2 separate regions of the Homo sapiens genome follow, and region 1 is linked to region 2. A link is an interaction called in ENCODE POLR2A ChIA-PET data of the cell type or tissue named here. Cell type or tissue: Panc1. All regions are shown on one strand. Links, peaks and the distances in the headings refer to the core of each region. The heading gives the core; the rest is flanking DNA.

Region 1 (10,500 bases), core at 4,229-6,728, 170 kb after region 2:
AGTCTGAGAAGGTGGAAGGACTCAAAGAGGGACTGGTTGATGGGCTTCCAGGTCATGGGTGAATTTGAAGATTTCCTGATTGGCCATTGGTTGAAAGGGTTTCTCTAAAGACCTGGAATCAGTAGAAGGGAGTGTCTGGGTTAAGATAAGAAATTGTGGAGATGGAGGCTTTTATTATGTAGATGAAGTCTCCAGGTAGCGGGCTTCAGGGAGAATTGATTGCAAATGTTTCTTATCAGACTTAAAAAGGTGCCAGACTCTTAGTTAATTCTCTTCTGGAAAAAGACCTGGAAAGGGAAGAAGATTCACTACAGAATTTAGATTTTCCCCACAAGAGGCAGCTTTGCAGGGCCATTTCAAAATATACCAAAGAAATATATTTTGGGGTAAAATACTTTGATTTCTTTTAGGGCCTGCTATCTGTCATGTTGGCATCTTATTGCTACAAAGAGTTGACTTTGTAAGTCTTAACATCTCTGTTTTAATGTTAATGCTAGTCAGCTGTGCCTGAATTCCAATGGGAGGAGAATATAATGAGGTATGTCTGATCCCCATATCCCCTCATGACCTGAACTAGCTTTTCAGGTTAAGTTAAGAATGACCCTGGCTGAGAGGAGGGTTCCATTTAATTGATTGGGGAGCTTAGAATTTTATTTTTGGTTTATAGATACATTCTAATATCAAATAGCTTTAATTATTTCCAAGTGAATTTCTCCAAGTAATTAAGCCATTCTTCAAAAAAAAAATTTCACTAGATGAAAATCTTTTATTGTTGTACTTCCTTATGCTATTTGAAAACTAAATTTCCAGAACAGCAGTATTTTATGGTTACATATTCTTTAAGAACCTGATGAGGGTTGGGCACTGTGGCTCATACCTGTAATCCCAGCACTTTGAGAGATCAAGGTGTGCAGACCACTTGACCCCAACTTGAGACCAGCCTGGGCAACATAGTGAAATCCTGTCTCTACACAAAATACAAACATTAGCCAGGAGTGGTGGTGGAGCACACCTGTGGCCCCAGATACTTAGTAGGCCAACGTGAGAGGATCACTTGAGCCTGGGAGGTTGAGGCTGCAGTGAGCCGAGATCATACCACTGCACTCCAGCCTGGGTGACAGAGTGAGACCCTGTCCCCCAACCCCTCTTAAAAAAGAACCTGATGAAAGCTATGAATTTCTATAAAAGAAAATAAGTACAATTGTGGGAGGTTTAGGTGCTACCTGAATCTCATCCAAAGATCCCAGGTTAAGAACCTTTGCTCTGGAGTATGGATGTTTTTTCTCAGAACTCTTGAGGTGTCTCTTTTAAGTTTCAAAATCTCTAATGTGGACCATTTTCAGGAAGTGGAAACCAAAGTTGGATTTGAGTGTGTCAATTTTGATTCTTTGGTTTTATATAACAGAAACAAACTCTGGTTAAACTTAAGAAAAAAAAGCCATTGGAAATATATTTGAGTAAATCATAGGTTTGGGAAAAAAAAAAACACAACAAAAAACAAAAAACACCCAAACCAGAAAGGATAGAAGTGATACTAATTTAATGGACAGCCTCCTTGAGATGCTGCTTATGACTCAGCTTCGGCTCTTTTGTTGCTGTTATCGAACAAAACTGGGGTCCACTTGCCAGGTGCAGTAAAACCAGATATCCACATAGAGGTTTTTGCAGAGACAGAAACGAAGGCATTATTATTTACAGGTACAAAGCAAGTAAGACCAGGCAGCTAATGCTCAAATTTTGACTTCCTTGATGGCTTGGCAGTAACAGTTTTTAAAGGCAGGGGAAAATTTCAGGAAAGCAGAAACTATAGGCCAAACCATAAATCAATATATGGAGGTTACACATTGGTTTTGGCCTAAAAGGGTGGGATATGTTGAAGGGGGGCTTATAGGTGGTAGGTACATTCAAAAACTTTCTGACTTCTAATTGTGAAGGAAGAGAGAAGCTTTGTTTAAAAATTTGGGGTCAGCAGAAAAAAAAAAGTGTTAACTAGCCTGGGTGTGTGACTCCCTCCAAACTCCTCAGGAAGAAATTTAGAACAAATTACAGTGGTCAGAGCTTAGTGTTCAATTCCTCCTTATCTAGGGTTTATGTGCCAGTGAATCCGTTTATGGGGATCTCGGTGGGAGGCTGGTTTTCTGAAAGACAACTATGGGACATATGTTAAAATGCTATATTTAGTTTCTATAGGAAACCAAACACATCTGGACCCAAACTTCCTTGGCTATTGTTTGAGGCTATTATTGCTGTTTTGCTAATCAGGTTACTTATTTACTTCTCAGGGCTAACTAGGTGCCTGGAATTTCCCTTGAAGGAATTCAAGATTTTCCGTCTTTTCTATGCTGGGGTGGCCTGTAGGGCCCTAAAATGGGACTCTCTACTCCATCTCATTTCTGCTACTAAAAAAACAGTGGAAGGGATGTGAAGTAGAAGGCAACCAAAAAAAAGTCTGTTAAAATAGTCACAGGCTTCTGAGAAGGTGACAATGGAAACCACTGCTTTCTGTTATTTTAACTGTCTTTGATATTTTTATTGTGGCCACAATTATTCTCCTACCTCTTATTACTTTATATCTACATACAACAGACCTATATGAATTATGAGAAACCAGGCTGCAAACACTGGTCAGCCTCCAAGGACATATTTTCAAACAGCCACTTCCAATGTAACCAGTGAGTATAACAGCAAGAAGACATTCTCAGAAGGTGGACCTGGGGGCATGGAGACCAACTGAATGGAGAGGAGCTGTTACAATACGGAATCAGACCTGATCAAGGCCTGTCACCACCTCCTGATGAGGCCTTCACAATGTCTACCCTGAGGGATTTCAGAACTGCTAAGTGCCGTCTCCCATTCCTCCCCTTTCTGAATGAAAGTGTTGTTTATTCCCAGGTCCAACATTCTATATTAGATACGTGTGGGGGAAGCAGGTAAAAAACAAGGGACACCATTGTGGCCAAAGGAACAGGTAAAAAATATAAAGTGTCATAAATTTGGAACCATCTCACTTTAACGGCATGACTATGAGCTTCCAGATCAGTGACTCCCTGTTTGCCTTAGTGGTGTATAAATTAGAATCCTATTTGGAAAATAAAGCTGTTTCTACTAGAATATGATCCATGACTTCTGTAAACATTGTAAAATATCATTGTTGACAATCTGCCATCTGGCATTATCACAGTCTCTTAAGAATGTGAATCTTTTTGTAAAGTCCTGTAAACTGTGTTTTTCAATATCTTCACTTGAAGACCAATATGATGGATTTTTGATAATGATCATAAGTTTTGATATAGCCCCTTTTAGACAGCAGCCTAATAGTTAAAACAATGCAAATACTTAATATATTCAACCATATTCTATCAAAAGCCTATTCTGTGAGGTTTTGGGCTAGGTTCTATGCGTGATTAAAAATAACCTAACAATGGCTGGGAGCAGTGGCTCACACCTGTAATCCCAGCACTTTGGGAGGCCGAGGCAGGCGGATCATGAGGTCAGGAGATCGAGACCATCCTGGCTAACAGATGAAATCCCGTCTCTGCTAAAAAAATACAAAAAAATTAGCCGGGCCTGGTGGCAAGCTCCTGTAGTCCCAGCTACTTGGGAGGTTGAGGCAGGAGAATGGCATGAACCCAGCAGGTGGAGCTTGCAGTGAGCTGAGATCACACCACTGCACTCCAGCCTGGGCAACAGAGCAAGACTCCGTCTCAAAAACAAAAAAAAGAAACCTAACAATTATGATATAGTTGTTTCTTACACTCGAGATTATAGCTCATTAAAATGAAATCTTTTACAAAGTATTATAAAAATGGTCTTTAGTGTGACAATCTAGTTAAACAATAATGACACAATTGAAAAAATAAAACTTATCAGTCAATATTGTGGCACCAAGAGTACTGAAGACTAAAGGCTACTGAAATCTGCAAATGACTTATGAGCAGCTCATTAGGAATGTGAACTTCTTTCAAGAAAGTGTGTATCATATCTGCAAATTACAAATTCAGCCCTTTGAATTTTCCCATGTTTTCTTCATCTTTGTCTTTATGGAACCAGAAATAACTAATGAGGTGACTTAAATGTTGATAAATGAAAAAGGAAAAGTAAACATAAAGAATCTGTATGATTCATAAATTGGAAATTAGTCTTTACATTCTAGTTGACTATTCTAAGAACTATTTTCATGGTATCTAATATTAATAATTTAATGACTTTAGATGATATGCTAAAGAAATGATGGTTCTTAGAAAAGCTTTAATATTATTTTCCAAAGGTTGTTTTGCACACATCATATTATAAAACATGCAGACTTTGGGCACAGGCTACGCCAGGAGTAACTGAGCTAAAAATTAGCTAAATTCATAGAGAAATATACAAATATTTCAGAGTTCCTTTAGAATAAATTCATAGCAACCATTTTGTATTATTAAGGTAATGGTTATTGATCAGGTTTTATCTAATATGGTTTTGGACATTTGCACAAGTTTAAACTTTCTGGTGAAAATAGCATGTTTTTCCAAGCTCTTTAAAATGTTATAGTGATGTTAACAAAGTTAGCCCGTTGTCACCAATGAGCCATAGTCATGACTTAAATTATTTAGTCATTTAAATATTAACTGATTAGTCTTTGTTATGTGACATATTTATTTAGAGTGTTTCCATGAAGTCAAACAGCTTTTTATGAGGTTTCTTTGTATCTGTCTGAATATATCAATCACCTACAATGGAATGAAAGATGCCCAGATGCTATCTGAATTGATGATTCTGAAATCAACAGCTTGATTAACAGTGACAGTAAAGAGTATCATTATGTTATATACCAGATGGAAAAGGTATTTACAGATTAGATAAGTGAATTTTCATAATTAGCAAAATAAATTAAAAATGCTTGGTTTATTTGAATTTAGAATTGTTTAAAGTTATGAAAATATACATATGCATAGTAGGGTTGTTTGTTATATAAGTTCACTTCAAAAATAAATCATACATGTGGTAATGCTGCCATCTGTGCCTGACCAAAAAAGTAAAAAACAAGGATGTTTAGCTTAAAGTTCTAAGCACATTCAATAGGTAATGAAGCTATTCCATAAAAACACATCTGTGGTTGGAAACTGTTTTATGTAAATTAAAATGACTAAAATCTGTTTTATAATTGATTAGACAAAATACTTTATGACAATTTGAAACAAAGTTTCTTCATAATGTTACTTTCAGAGATATTCTATAAAGGTTACTGAAAGCTTTTATTAATCTGGTATAAATAAACCCACCCAGGGCAGGGCCCAAGCCAGGGGATGGAGGTGGCAAGACGCGTGTGAAACTGTCTTTGCAAAATTATAACAGTAAGAGAAGTCTAACACAACTGACTCCACCTTGCTTCTAACCTCAAGCTACCTGCCTTTTCTCATTCCTGTATGTAGGCCAAGCCAACTATGGGAGGAATTCAGCATAATTCCTGTCCCAAAACTACCCGCCTCCTTGTTTGGGGACTGAAAGTGACTATATCAGACTAATGAAAGACCACAGGTTACAATTATGTTGGGGGCTTGAACTGTGCTAAGATATAGGCATAGTTAAACAATAGCTGGTCATTGTTTCCTAGCTTGCTTTTTTATAATTGCTTACTGCTCAGGATTCTTGTACCCAATGCTCACAAATTTTATAACTTCACCAATTGCTCTTACAGGTAACTTGTGAAACTTGAGACTGGTCTTTCAAATATTTTTCAGACTTTGCATTCTGGTAGACCAACTGATGCCACCCAGACCCATGACCCATGCCAAAGAACTGATTCAACTGGTTCTGTGACTCCCACCCATGAAGTCACTCAGGACATGAAGACAGTTTTGACACTCCTGTGATTTCATCCCTGACCAAATCGCAGTTCCCATTCCTTAGCACCCCACACACACCAAATCATCCTAAAAAACCCTCACCTCCAAATTCATGGGGAGGCAGATTTGAGAGATATTGCCCATCCTCCCCACTCAGCGGCCCTGCAATTATTAAAATTATTTCTTTGCTGCAACATCTACTGTCTCAGTGTATTGGTGTTTTCCATGCAGTGGGCAAGAAGAACCTCACTGGGCCATAACATGGATTTTGTTTCTCTTTGCCAATTCTCTCTTTATTTCCCTGTTTTTCAAGGGGAAATGAATGCAAGAGTTTGTTTTGAATAAGACAGAAATACAAGATAAATGTCAGTTAACAGATCAGAGTTTACACACATATTTTTTTGTGTGCAAACAAACTAAATATAATGAGAGGCTCTAGGACTAGAATTCAATGTTTTGTTTGAAAACTTGATGTCTAGAAGCCAGTTAAAAGTTTATTAAAGCTATCAGCCGTTTTTAGATTCATTTAAATGAAGACAGTTACATTTCCAAAAACACTTTAGTGGGCACTTTGATTGTGGAAAAGGGGAAGCTACAATCTATTTTTTAGTGGAGTTGTTGGATGCGATGAGGAGTTAAATTACTCCATATAATGGTGCTTCATTATCACCAGAATTGTGCCTCAGGGATTATTTCTATCATCTCAAAGGCAAGCCTATGTCTTCAGAACAAGAACACTGTTTTCTCTGCCCTTATACCAGCCCAGAGAAGGGACAGCTTGATCTTGAAGTACTTGAAGGGCTGAAAAGAGGTAGGTTGTAGGAGGCTAAAGAGAAAGAAACTGAATGGGGGGCCAGATATTTTGCCAAAGACAATGGCCTATGGATTGTAGGAACTGTACATGCTTTATAGACATACCCTGGTTTACTCAATATGATTGCACATGTGTATATTGGCAATGTATTCCAATAGTCATTTATTAACTGTGATCCATAGACATTACTATCTCAGCTTCTCAGCACTCTACTATTCTTCTACATGGGAATAATGTTCTCCATGGAGACAGTGCCTCTTCTAGGGAATATTTAGGAAATACATGGGGACATTTGTGGTTGTCCCAATAATAAGAGAGAACTGCTATTTAGTAGTTGAAGACCAAGACTATTAGACATCCTGTCATTTTGAATTTTAATAATTGCAGGGCCGCTGAGTGGGGAGGATGGGCAATATCTCTCAAATCTGCCTCCCCATGAATTTGGAGGTTAGGGTTTTTAAGGATGATTTGGTGTTTGGGGGGCTAAGGAATGGGAACTGCTGATTGATTTGGTCAGGGATGAAATCACAGGGGTGTTAAAACTGTCTTCAAAATGCATTTTGAGTCACATGGAACAGAGAATTGTTTTACCTTCTATTTGATTTGAATGGCCCACCATTCGTATAGTTGAAAAGCAAGTTAGTAATCAAAGAATCTAATTCTGTGAGACATATAAAGTCAAAGTATTTTTTTTGTACAATTTTAATGTTCATTGAATATTTCAGAAATAAAATCATTGCATTGTTGGGGGTCAGAAAATGATACCCCATAATATGGCACCTTAACATACTGAACTGAAGAAGCCACAAGATCTCTCTGAGCTTCATTCTCCCACTACGAAGTACTCCCCAACCTGCACTCATCTCTCAATCCTGTGTCTCTAATTAAATGTTAGTTAATTAAATATTAAGTTTTTAATTAGAATATTATTCCATTAACATTTAAATTTAATCTTATGTTTAACATATAGATTGATGTGTTTTGTCAGTTAACTACTTTTTGATGACTTTACAGCTTCATAATTGTCTCCTCAACTACTACAATCTGCTATTAAACTTAATTATTGAGTTATTAAATCCAGTAATACTTTGTTTTAACTTTTCCATTGATCATTTTATCATGTAAACTTTTTATTGAAAGATACATAAACACAGATATGTAAATAAATTTTAAGTTTACTGATCCATAAATATTTACAAAGAAGGCCAGGCGCTCACACCTGTAATCCCAGCACTTTGGGAGGCCGAGGTGGGCAGATCACTTGAGGTCAGGAGTTCAAGACCAGCCTGGCCAACATGGCGAAACCTTGTCTCTACTAAAAATACAAAAATTAGCTGGGTGTGGTGGTGCGCACCTGTGATTTCAGCTACTCGGGAGTCTGAGGCATGAGAATCACTTGAACCTGGGAGATGGAGGTTGCAGTGACCCGAGATCATGCCATTGCACTCCAGCCCATGAGACAGAGTGAAACTTCATCTCAAAAAATTAAAAAAAAAAAATTTTTTTTTTTTTTTACAAAGTAAACTACCTGTGTTACAGTCATTCATATCAGTATTGAGATTATTATCAGCATCTAGAATGGCCTGTAATGACAATTCCTGATACCATTTACTCCTTAAATTTAACCATTATTATGACTTTTAACACCACAGATCAGCTTTCCTAGGTGTTGAAATCTAAATGCATAAAATATTTATTAAAATCATCCATGGTATGGAGAATAGCAGAGATTCCTTTATTCTGATTATTGCATAGTATTTAGTCATATAAAAACACCATGATTTGTTGATGTGCTCATTGTACAATGAATGGAAATTTGAGTTTTCCCCAATTTTGGACTATTATAAATTGTGCTGCCATGAATATTCTTGTACATGTCTCTGCTGGAGCTGCAAGTCATTTTGTGATGATGAAGGAAAGGCAATATTACCACAGAGATATTTGCTCTAGATTTTGAGATGCTAACTTTTTATTAAGTTAGATAAATATCCTTCTATTTAATTGAGCAAAAGTAAGTGACTTTTTTTTTGCCCAGGCTGGAGTGCAATGGCATGATCTCAGCTCACCACAACCTCTGCTTCCCGGGTTCAAGCAATTCTCCTGCCTCAGCCTCCTGAGTAGCTGGGATTACAGGCATGCGCCACACACGCCCAGCTAATTTTGTATTTTTAGTAGAGACGGGGTTTCTTCATGTTGGTCAGGCTGGTCTCCAACTCCCAACCACCCACCTTGGCCTCCCAAAGTGCTGGGATTACAGGCATGAGACACCTGGCTGTAACTGACCTTTTTATTACTTTTAGCTTAATATATTTTTAAATGATAGCACAGTTGAAAGGATAAAGATTATTCAAAAACAAAAAAATAAGAAAAAGTATTGTTGAATTCTGCAACATACCTCTCAGAACTAGACAAATGAAGTGGATTAAAACTAAAAAAAAGAGAGTAAATAATGAATATATTTGACTAAAATAAACTTGAAAAACATTGTATATAATTTTCCATAAAACTACATACACGGTTAAATTTTGGAAATGAGGCTTTTCTAAAATTAAAATTTGCATTCTTTTCAAGCAATTCTTATTGCATATATATATGCAAAGTTTACGATCATCCTACACATTTATGTCATTTAAACCTCTACTTAGTTACATAGAAAGTCTTAATAAATTTTTTAGAAGTAAAAATTCTAGGGACCGTGTAGTCTGATTATAAGCAAATAAAATTATAAATAAGTAACACACTTCTAGTGGCAGGATAATGATGTGTCATATTTTTGCTTTTCCCCAAAACTACTCCTGAAAACTATAAATACAATTGTGATGGCAAAGCAAGTACACACACACCCCCCACAAAAAACAAAACTCAGATAAATTGCTAGCAAAATTAGATGACAAGAAATTCCCATAAACAAGAGTGGTATTGAGAGTGGCAGGAGGCAGCCAAATGCCTAGGCAGATAGGGGCGGGCCCCTGGTGAAACCCCACCTCGAAGCCAAAGACAGTTTAAAGCCTGAAAGCCAAGCTACAGGTTAAATCCTCCATGCTTTCCTCTGATTGATCCCCACCCTTCACCTATTTTACATATACCTACCCTTTCCTAATTGGTTTTCTACACTGTCATGCCCACATTTGAGTGATGTCTTCGCTTTAATCTTTTTTGCATACTCACAAACCAATCAGCACACACTCTCCATTCTGAGTCCATAAGAGGCCCCAGAGCCAGCAACAGGGGAGGGATTTTCCTGCCCTCAGATAGGGGAACCACCCCTATATCCCCTCTCCGCTAAAACCTGTTTCATCGTTCAATAAAATTCTTTTCCACCCTCCTCACACTTCAATGTACAGTGCATCTTCATTCTTCTTGGGCGCAGTAGAAGATCTTGGGAACCACAGAACACAAGTACAAGCTATAACACAGGTGAGCTGGGGCACAGTATCATCCCCGAGAGCGGCCCAGGTAGGGCATCACTGGCTGGGGGTCCCTGGCTTGCAAAGCGACCGAGAAAAAGAAAATCCTGCCTCTGTAGTTGTGGCCCAAATAAAGACAATCAGCAGGATTATCTGAGCATTTAGACCTGTATGGTTGGCACAGGTGAAAACACAAAAACCACCAACGGACCCTAATATCCATGAAATTCCACTTGAAACTCTAAGAAATATCCAGAAGAACTTGCCTTAAAGTAGGAGAACACCGTTTGAAGAAGTAAGCAAACTGAGAAAAATGCTGGCGAAAGGGGAGAAAGAATGCTGAGACCAAAGGGTCACGGATTCAGATTACCGCAAGAGAAAAAATATCTAAAGATAGAACTGTCTTGAAAACCAAGGTCCACAGAAATCTAGGAAACAGAGGCTTAGAGGC
Region 2 (10,500 bases), core at 3,271-5,770:
GAGTGACATCTGCAAAACAAATAAGAAAGCATACCAGCAATAATATATGTTATTCCAGAGCCTAGCAAAAAGAAAGGCACACTTTCACCACATTTTCTAAAGCTAGACAAATGGTAACAACAAGTCCAAATAAAGACAACGCAAGAAGAATGATTATAGGCAAGCTCCATAACATGCACAGAATCATAAATGCAGCATTACCACATAAAATCCAACAGTGCGTTTAGAAAGATATCACTTTTAATTTGTATATGCATCCCAGTCATGCAAATGTACTTTAACATTAGGTAATATAAGTACTACATTAACAGATTAAGGGGAAAATGATTAATATGTACAGCAAAACATTTTACAAAATTCATTCATAATAAAAAATCCTGAGGTTTTGAAATAGAAGGCATCCTTTCTAACCTGACAAACGGATCTATCAAAAATCTACAGTGAGCATTTATATTCAATAATGAAATACTAAAATGAGGAATGAGGCAATTAAGCACCATCACTGCTTCTATCTATTATTGTCTGTAACACTGTAAGTTGTGCATTTGAGAAGGAAATCTAATCTAAAATTATTGAAAAGGAAAAAGCAAAACTATCATTACTTTTGTACACAGTAAAGCCAAAAGGATATACAGGCAAATTATTAGAAATAGTGCAAGTTTAATAAGGTTCTTGGATGTAAGATGAATAACTAAAAGTAGCAATGGTGTTTAAAAGTCAATTAAAGAGATAACATTCAGCATTACACAATTAACATATATACGAATAAATCAAAGATGTGCAAACCCTACTGAAAAATTTAAACCTTATTAAAAGACATTAAACCGTGTATGTGTGTGCATGTGCGTGTGTGTGTAAAAATGAACACATAAACATATAGCATTTTCATGGTTAGTAATCAAAGTAGTAAAAATGACAACACTGATCTGCAGATTAACCTAATCTATATATTAATCAAAACAACTTGTTGTATTTCCCATGAAACTGTCTGAACTAAAGCTAAACTTTTATAAAAGAGTGAATATCCAAGTAAAGGGAAAATACTCTTGAAGAAGATTACAGTGTGAGAATTTGGTTTACCTGATGCCAAGATTTCCTATAAAGCTGTGTTAACTCAGTGTTGAAATGACACAGAGATGGACACACAGACCAATAGAAGAGAAGAGAGCCCATAGAGAGACCTACACATGTATGAAAACTTGATACATAACAATTGCCACACTAGATCTCGGAGAAAAAGATCGACTATCTAATAATCTTTTAGAACCAGATCAGCACACTTATTCCTAACTGATCAGATGTAAAAGTTTTTGGCTTTGTGGACCATATGGTCACAGCTATCAACTCTGTTCTTCCAGTGCAAGGTGGCATAGATATTATACAAAAGAATGGACGTGGATGTGTTTCCATACGCTGTATTTACAAATGTGAGCTGCAGTTTGCTTATTGCTGTTTTAGAGGGCAATACAAGAGAATGTCTGTAATCTCAGCATAGCGAAAGCAAGAAAACAGCTCACAGCTGAAAAATAAAACATTGATAAATTCAACATTAAAAAGAAGAATCTCTATTTATCAAAAGATTTCATCAAGAAAACTACAAAGCCCCAATCTAAGATATTTGCAACACAGAAATAAATTAAGAATTAGTATTTATAATATATAAAGAAGTCCTATGAAGTAAAAAGAAAATTCAAATAACAATCCAATAGAAAATTGAGCTAAGTATATGAACAGGTATTTCACAGAAGGGGACGCACAGTGGTCATTAATTACATAAAACAACAATAAACCTCATTATGGTAGTGCAATTTAAAAGTGCAATTAGTTATTATTACACATTTGCTCTACTCATATACAAAATCTTACCATATGTAGTGATGGCAAGTATGGGAATCAAGGGAACTCTTAAATGTTGCCAGAGAGAGTCTACACAAGGTATAATCATACTTTTAAAAACAAGTTGGCACTATTTTGTAAGGTTGAAAATGCATGGCCAGGCATGGTGGCTCATGCCTGTAATCCTAGCACTTTGGGAGGCTGAGGTGGGCGGATCATCTGAGGTCAGGAGTTCAAGACCAGCCTGACCAACATGGAGAAACCCCGTCTCTACTAAAAATACAAAATTAGCCAGGTGTGGTGGTGCATGCCTGTAATCCCAGCTATTCGGGAGGCTGAGGCAGGAGAATCGCTTGGGAACCCGGGAGGCAGAGGTTGTGGTGAGCTGAGATCGTGCCATTGCACTCCAGCCTGGGCAACAAGAGCAAAACTCTGGCTCAAAAAAAAAAAAAATTCATGAACCCCATAACTGAGCAATTCTATTCCTGCATGTGCTATATATTATAAAGAAATACTTGCTCTTGTATCTAAAGATAGGTACAGGAATATTTGTATCAGCATCATATTAGCAACAAACTGGTAATAACACAATGTTCTTAGAAAAATTAATGAATATATTATAGAATATTCATATGATGGAACATCTATTCAGCAGTGAAGATGAACTACAGCAATGTGAATCAACATGGGTGAATATTAAAAAGTATATTGAGTGAAAACAAAACACAATAATATAAGATATACATTTTATAAATTTCAAAAATAAGCAAAACTGAAAATATATTTAAAAGAAACGTAAAGATGTGATTAAAAATGAAAACTCGGGCTGGTAGGTCCTGCTGATGAAGAGTGAGGAAGGAGGAAAGGATGATGAATAGCATTGATATTTAGTTTTTTGCTTTATTTTTATGTTCATCACTTGCACATATTTTATACATTCTTTTTGCATATCAACTACTCCAAATGTAAAATTCTGAAACACGAATCTTTTATCTCCATTAAATTGACAAAAATTTGTCCACATGTGCTATTTTTTCCTTTATTTCTGTTTTTAAAGATAGAGTCTCTTGCTGTCACGTAGGCTGGAGTACAGTGGCATGGTCATAGCTCACTGCAGCCTTGACCTCCCAGGCTCGAGTGATCCTCCCATTTCAGCCTCCTGAGTAGCTAGGAATACAGGCACATGCCATCACATCCAGGTGACTAAAAAACTTTTTTTCGTAGAGACAAGGTTTGTCTATGTTGCCCAGGCTGGTCTTGAACTCCTGGGTTCAAGCAATCCTCTCACCTCAGCCTCCCAAAATGTTGTGATTACAGGCATAAGCCACAAGCCACTGTGCCTGGTGTTTTTCCAATATTCTAAGATAATTTTTCTTGAAAATCACTTTCTATCCCCTTTCCCCCACCTTTTTCATTATTGTGCTTATATTCATCCAAATTGTATTGTTTGATATTGTTACTTCAGTTTAATTGTTTTTAACTGTTTACTCCACTTGATGGTAAGGTCCCTGTGAAATGATTTCTCAGTTAATGCCATCCTATCCATTTTCTGCACTTCTTAGCTCTGCAGTATATGCTCAGAGGCCAGAGGCTATATCACCTTGGTCTCCTTGCTCTCATATTTCTCTCTGGGTTGGCCAATGGAAAGGTCTGGTTGGAGAATGGAATGAGAGAGGAGAGAGATATTGGGATGTATCTTCCCTCAGTGTTCTTGTCTTTGAACAGTATCTCTATTCCTCGTGACTTCCAGGCAGCTCTCACTCCACGTCTGAAAATCTCATTGGGTTCTGTACCATGTACCGCTTGCCACTTCAACAATGGGTGTGGTAGTAGCTTCTCACTGTTGCTGGTCTTGGGGTCTCTCAATTTCCCCTGTTTATTTCCTAAACATTTTCCACCATATATAAGTAGCTCTTTCATCGAAACCATTTAATTTATAGCATCTGGGGTAAATTTTTATTCCTGCCAGAATCTTGTTATCTTCTTTTTTCTGTTTTATTCACTGCTGTTTCCTCAACGTCTAGAATAATACCCGACAGAGTAGGAACTTAAAAAAAAGGGACGAATCAATGAACTCATGGTCACTAGCAATTACCACATGATTTTGCCCCAGCAGCAGCAGCTGATTAGGTCAAATTAAGGTTGGGAAATTGATGATGCTCTACCTCCCGGCTAGCAGGAGCCCAAGATGGTTTGGCATAAGAGCTTGGCCAAAGCTAAATGATAGTGACTAACACATCAAATTCTCTTCCTTGGAGAATTTCAATGCAAAATACATATATATATAAAATTGTTCCAGTTAATAGTGAAGGGTGAAGGCTGATGTTGAAACCGACGCAGAAGACAGATATCAAAGACTTTAAGATGACATTCGTCATGAAAGGCTATAAATATGTAGAGGCTGTCAGTACATTCAAGTTCAAAGTACAGACGTCACGACTAAGCAGAAACTAAACAATATCCAGCAGTAGAGACTCAGAGAGGAACTGAGTCATCATATTGGCAAGAGACTGTCTAACTAGAGAGTGACAAGTTAATGTTGTTAGTAAAATGACCTTGGACCCTAAATCATCTTTCCTCTCCTTTGACATCCAGACTATACCTGTTACAAGATTAGCAAAGATTCTCTTTGTTTTTTTTCCTTGTATGTATTTTGTAACAAACCCCTCATTATTTCATGTTCCAGCAAATATAAAAAGCTACTGGAAAACCAAAGCTTCTGTCTTCCTGTTTGGTGTTTCTTTTCTATCATATCACTGATACTGAGCTATCAATCAAATTGTAATCTTTTTTTTTTTTTTTTTTTTTTTGCTGCAAATTTATTGCGAAGAGTGAAAGAACAAAGCTTCCACAGTGTGGAAGGGGACCCGAGTGGGTTGCCCCAAATTGTAATCTTATTTATGATTTTTTCTTATTCTAGTTTAGTTTAGAGGAAGTTATAAAACCCATTATTTCATGGCTGGACCATACAATGATTGCTACCCAATTTTGTTCTTTTCTTTCACATTATGTGTGAGTTTTGGAAAACACTGACAGCAACCAGAAGGTAATCCACACGGTAAGCTCAAAATTTGCCAAAACTCCATTGTATGTATGTTTACAAGTGATCTAAATTGTAAGTGGGAAAATAGAAACATACAAATATCTGGGGATAACAGTAAGGAGGATGACAAAAAAGATTAGTAATTTCATTCTTCTTGATATCCCAAATTTTGAGCAGAATTGCTCTGAGAACAGAATCTCAGAAGGAATGTCAGTTTGGCAGGAGAACAAGACAGAATAAAATGATAACTCACGAAGCAGGGACAGAAAGGATAGCAGCAGCTTCAGGGCTGTGCTAAGGGTAGCTTGGCACAGGAATGCGTTCTTTGAGACAGATTCACAAATGGTTGATTAGTATGAGAGGAATGCAGGGGTATCATTTATCTGGATTGTCCCAAGGCCCTTGACAGAATGTTTTCCTGAAGACTCTTATACAAAAAGTGAATTCAAATTGCTTTGAAAATTGGCTGATGAGTCCAAAACAAAGAAAAAAAAAGATAAATTGCAAATGTAGCCAGCTCTAGCAAAGTGCCTGAAAATGACAAAGGAATTAATGTCGATTTTAAGTCTTTATCTTACATTTTCAAAAGTTACCTGAAAGTAGTTTATTAAAAAAAATGCAGTGACTCAGACTTACTGTATATTCAATACTGAGTTAGGTACCCTGAGTGCAGTGGCCATATATGCTGAGCCAAAACGAAGAATAATTTTATGTCGCTTCTGGATGCAAGAGGTAGGAACAAGCGTGAGTGACTCTTAGTAAGCATATAACTCATTGGTAGAAACAGAATGTCAACATCCCAGAATATTAGCTGTGAGCTTTCATCCTTTAACAGATAGCTATAGGCAAGAGGAGTCTGTTTACTAGAGGTCAGTTGGGAGAACTTCTACTGTTTTGTAATTATAATTACCTTATTAACAAATAATATAAAAATAATGTGGTCTGAAAGAGTAAATACAACATATTCTGAAAAGCCTCCAATATTTAGGCTACAGAGGACTTGACACTGTGGATCACATACTGATCTTAACTTTAGGGTATGACTATGACTTTCAGATGAAGAACAGCAGCCGTTATGTTTGTGAATCAAGATCCTTTGTATAGTACTCATTTAAGACTAGGTTGACTTTTTAAAATGGTGAACTGAAGATGGTTTCTGGTGCAAATGGAATAAGTGTAAAATTCAAATAGACTTGTGAAATTCACAATAATTTACACTTTGATGCTAATGGTGTTAATGAAAATAACTTTTGCATTATAGCACATTTAAAAGGTTTTCAGGAACATTATGTCATTTGAGCCTTGCACCCCTATGACCTCAGTACTGTACATACAGTCATTACCCTAGTTTCAAAGATGAGGAAAGTGAGGCCCCAAGAGATTAAGAGATTTTTCTAAGGCTTTACAATATTAATAGATAACTGTAACTCAAATCACATTATTTTACATTTTGTATTTCCCTATCGTAGCTTGTCATACAATAAAGTATCTTGAGGAGGAAAGCTCAGTAGGGAGCCAAGCAATTAGTTATTATTAGTTTTTTCCCTTTACCTCCATCACTGCATGTTTACTACACTAAAAATGCATTTATGTCTGTACAGGTTTGTCTTTTCTACTAGACTGAGCTGCAGGAAAACAAGAGATCAGCTCCTTTTTGAATGCCAGCCCTCCTTATCTAGTGTGGGTCTGCTGACATATTAATTTGGCTGAGCTGAATTCTAAGACATGAAGCTTTATCCATTTTAAGATAAGAATATATTCTAGAAGCATGCTATATTATTTCTAAACAAAATCTGTTATTTTATGATAATGGAAGGAAGAAGAGAACTTGGAGATTGAAAAGGGAGAATACATCTTTATAACAGAATGATTTATATTCATTTGGGTATATACCTAGTAATGGGATTGCTGGGTTGAATGATATTTCTGCCTCTAGGTCTTTGAGAAATTGCCACTGGCTTCCACAATGGTTGAACTAATTTACATTCCCACCAATAGTGTAAAAGTGTTCCTTTTTCCCCACAACCTCACCAGCCTCTGTAGTTTTTTGACTCAAAAAAATTTTTTTTTATTAGTTTATTAGTGTTTGGTTTTCTGTCCTTGTGATAGTTTGCTCAGAATGATGGTTTCCAGCTTCATCCATGTCCCTGCAAAGGACATGAACTCATCCTTTTTTACGGCTGCACAGTATTCCATGGTGTATATGTGCCACATTTTCTTAATCCAGTCTATCATTGATGGACATTTGGGTTGGTTCCAAGTCTTTGCTGTTGTGAATAGTGCTGCAGTAAACATATGTGTGCAAGTGTCTTTATAGTAGCATGATTTATAATCCTTTGGGTATATACCCAGTAATAGGATCGCTGGGTCAAATGGTATTTCTAGTTCTAGATCCTTGAGGAATCACCACACTGCGTTCCACAATGGTTGAACTAGTTTACACTCCCACCAACAGTGTAAAAGTGTTCTGATTTGTCCACATCCTCTCCAGCATCTGTTGTTTCCTGACTTTTTAATGATCACCATTCTAACTGGATGAGATGGTATCTCATTGTGGTTTTGATTTGCATTTCTCTGATGGCCAGTGATGATGAGCATTTTTTCATGTGTCTGTTGGCTGCATAAATGTCTTCCGAGAAGTGTCTGTTCATATCTTTTGCCCACTTTTTGATGGGGTTGTTTGTTTTTTTCTTGTAAATTTGTCTAAGTTCTTTGTAGATTCTGGATATAAGCCCTTTGTCAGATGAGTAGATTGCAAAAATTTTCTCCCATTCTGTAGGTTGCCTGTTCACTTGATGGTAGTTTCTTTTGCTGTGCAGAAGCTCTTTAGTTTAATTAGATCCCATTTGTCTATTTTGGCTTTTGTTGCCTTTTTAATAGCCATTCAGACTGGTGTGAGATGGTATCTCACTGTGATATTGATTTGCATTTCTCTAATGATCAGTGATGTTGAGCTTTTTTCCATATGATTTTTGGCCACATGTGTGTCTTCTTTTGAGAAGTGACTGTTCATGTCCTTTGCCTACTTTTTAATGTTTTTTTTTCTTGTAAATTTGTTTAAGTTCCTTATGGATACTGGATATTAGACCTTTGTCAGGTGGATAGATTGCAAAAATTTTCTCCCATTCTGTAGGTTGTCTATTTACTCTATTGTTTCTTTTGCTGCACAGAAGCTCTTTAGTTTAATTAGATCCCATTTGTCAATTTTTGCTTTTGTTCCAATTGCTTTTGACATCTTTGTCGTGAAATATTTGCCTGTGCCTATGTCCTAAATGGTATTGCCTAGGTTTTCTTCTAGGATTTTTCTAGTTTTGGGTTTTACATTTAAGTTTTTAACCCATCTGGAGTTTAGTTTTGTATATGGTGTAAGTAAGAGGTCCAGTTTCAATTTTCTGCATATGACTAGCCAGTTCTCCCAGCATCATTTATTAAATAGGGAATCATTTCCCTATTGCTTGTTTTTGTCAGGTTTGTTGAAGATCAGATGGTTGCAGGTGTGTCATCTTATTTCTGGGTTTTCTATTTTGCTCCATTAGTCTATATGTCTGTTCTTCTACCAGTACCATGCTGTTTTAGTTACTGTAGCCCTGTAGTATAGTTTGAAGTCAGGTAATGTGAGGCCTCCAGCTTTGTTCTTTTTGCTTACAAGTGCCTTGGCTATTTGAGCTCTTTTTTGGTTCCATATAAATTTTAAAATAGTTTTTTTCTAATTTTGTGAAGAATGTCAATGGTAGTTTAATGGGAATAACCTTAAATCTATAAATTGCTTTGGGCAGTATGGCCATTTTCAAAATATTGATTCTTCCTATGTATGAGCTTGGAATGTTTTTCCATTTGTGTCATCTCTGATTTTTTTGAGCAGTGGTAAGTAGTTCTCCTTAAAGTGGTCCTTCACTTCCCTTATAAGCTGCATTTTTAAGATATTTTATTCTTTTTGTGGCAATTGTGAAAGGGAGTTCGTTCATGATTTGGCTCTCAGCTTGCCTATTGGTGTGTAGGAATGCTAGTGATTTTTGTATATTTATTTTGTATTCTGAGATTTTGCTGAAGTTGCTTATCAGCTTAAGAAGCTTGGCCAGGAGCAGTGGCTCACACCTGTAATCCCCGTACTTTGGGAGGCTGAGGCAGGAGGATCACGAGGTCAGGAGTTCAAGACCAGCCTGGCCAAGATAGTGAAACCTTCTCTCTACTAAAAATACAAAAATTAGCTGGGTGTAATGGTGGGTGCCTATAATCCCAGCTACTTGGGAGGCTGAGGCAGGAGAATTTCTTGAACCCAGGAAGTGGAAGTTGCCGTGAGTCGAGATCGTGCCGCTGCACTCTAGCCTGGGCGACAGAGCAAGACTCCATTTCAAAAAAGGAAAAAAAAGAAAAAAAAAAAGCAGCTTTTGGGCTGAGACAATGAAGTTTTCTAGATATATGATCAGAGATACATGCACGTGTATGTTTATTGCAGCACTACTTATGATAGCAAAGACATGAAATCAACTTATATGCCCAACCATGACAGACTGGATAGAGAAAATGTGGCACATATACACTATGGAATACTATGCAGCCAACAAAAGGGATGAGATTATGTGTTTTGCAGGGACATGGATGGAGCTGGAGGGCATTATCCTTAGCAAACTAACGCAGGAACAGAAAACCAAATACCTCATGTTCTCACTTACAAGTGGGAGCTGAATGATGAGAAAACATGGACACATGGTGGGGAACAACACATACTGGGGCCTGTCAAAGGGTAGTGGGTAGGAAGAGGTAGAGCATCAGGAAGAATAGCTAGTGGGTGCTGGGATAAATACCTGGGTGATGGGATGTTCTGTGCAGCAAACCACCATGGCACATGTTTACCTATGTAACAAGCCTGCACATCCTGCACATGTACCCCTGAACTTAAAAGTTGGAAATAAAAAAAAGGGAAAAGGGAGGATAATACTTCAGTGTCTTTTCAAGAGAACCTTGGGATATATTTCATGTTATGAAACTTATTCCTACATTCTTAGGAAAACCATTGACTTATGTTTACTTGTTAAGTCAATGGTTTATCTATTTTTAATGCAATATTTTATTCTTTATTTCCATTAATTTCTTTATGCTGTGTGTGTGTTTTCTAACTACTTGGGTTGGATGTTCATTTGTGTTTTTTTAAATATTGAAAACATAAGATTTTGAATTTGAATAAATATTTTGTCTTAGCTATTTTTAAGTTACACATGATTTTATATATCTTTTTTTACTAATTATAAAAATCCACTCAATTCAGAAAAGCATGAACAAGAAAGTGTCACTCGTGATCTTAGCAATAGAGCAGGGATCTGCAAACTATATTTCACAGGCCAAGTCCAGCTCACTGTGTTTTTGTTAAAAAAGTTTTATTGCAAACTAGCCACGCCCATTTGTTTACACAGTGTCTATGGCTGCTTTTGTGTTACCCATGGTAGAGCAGAGCAGTTGTGACAGAGATCAAAAGGCCTGCAAAGCCCCAAATGTTTACTATCTAGCCCTTTACAGATTTTTTTTTTTCCTGATTCCTGAATTAGAGAAAACTATCAACATTTTGGTCTCTCTTTTTATCTCAGCTCATTTATTTTTTATATCAAAACACTGGCGTTTATCTT

What was found. ChIA-PET counts read pairs that join two places held together with the same protein. Peaks named below come from ENCODE experiments on the same cell type or tissue, not always from the same donor. Only the 100,000 strongest peaks of a DNase experiment are listed, where the experiment ranks them.
Region 1: POLR2A ChIA-PET joins it to region 2 with 12 read pairs; 2 of 35 experiments call an interaction of 5 or more read pairs at or near these places.

The regions. Positions count from the first base shown.
Region 1 is chr6:146,820,025-146,830,524 of GRCh38, reverse strand. No RefSeq gene overlaps it. Among named protein-coding and RNA genes, the nearest start is that of ADGB, 230 kb to the right of the region's middle. RefSeq lists an enhancer at 1-712. In Panc1, for the core only: no CTCF peak of the experiment used is centred there; no DNase peak of the experiment used is centred there.
Region 2 is chr6:146,985,137-146,995,636 of GRCh38, reverse strand. All of the region lies in intron 6 of STXBP5-AS1 (STXBP5 antisense RNA 1), which reads left to right. Among named protein-coding and RNA genes, the nearest start is that of LUADT1, 170 kb to the left of the region's middle. In Panc1, for the core only: no CTCF peak of the experiment used is centred there; a DNase peak (open chromatin) is centred at 4,336; H3K27ac peaks cover 1,612 bases.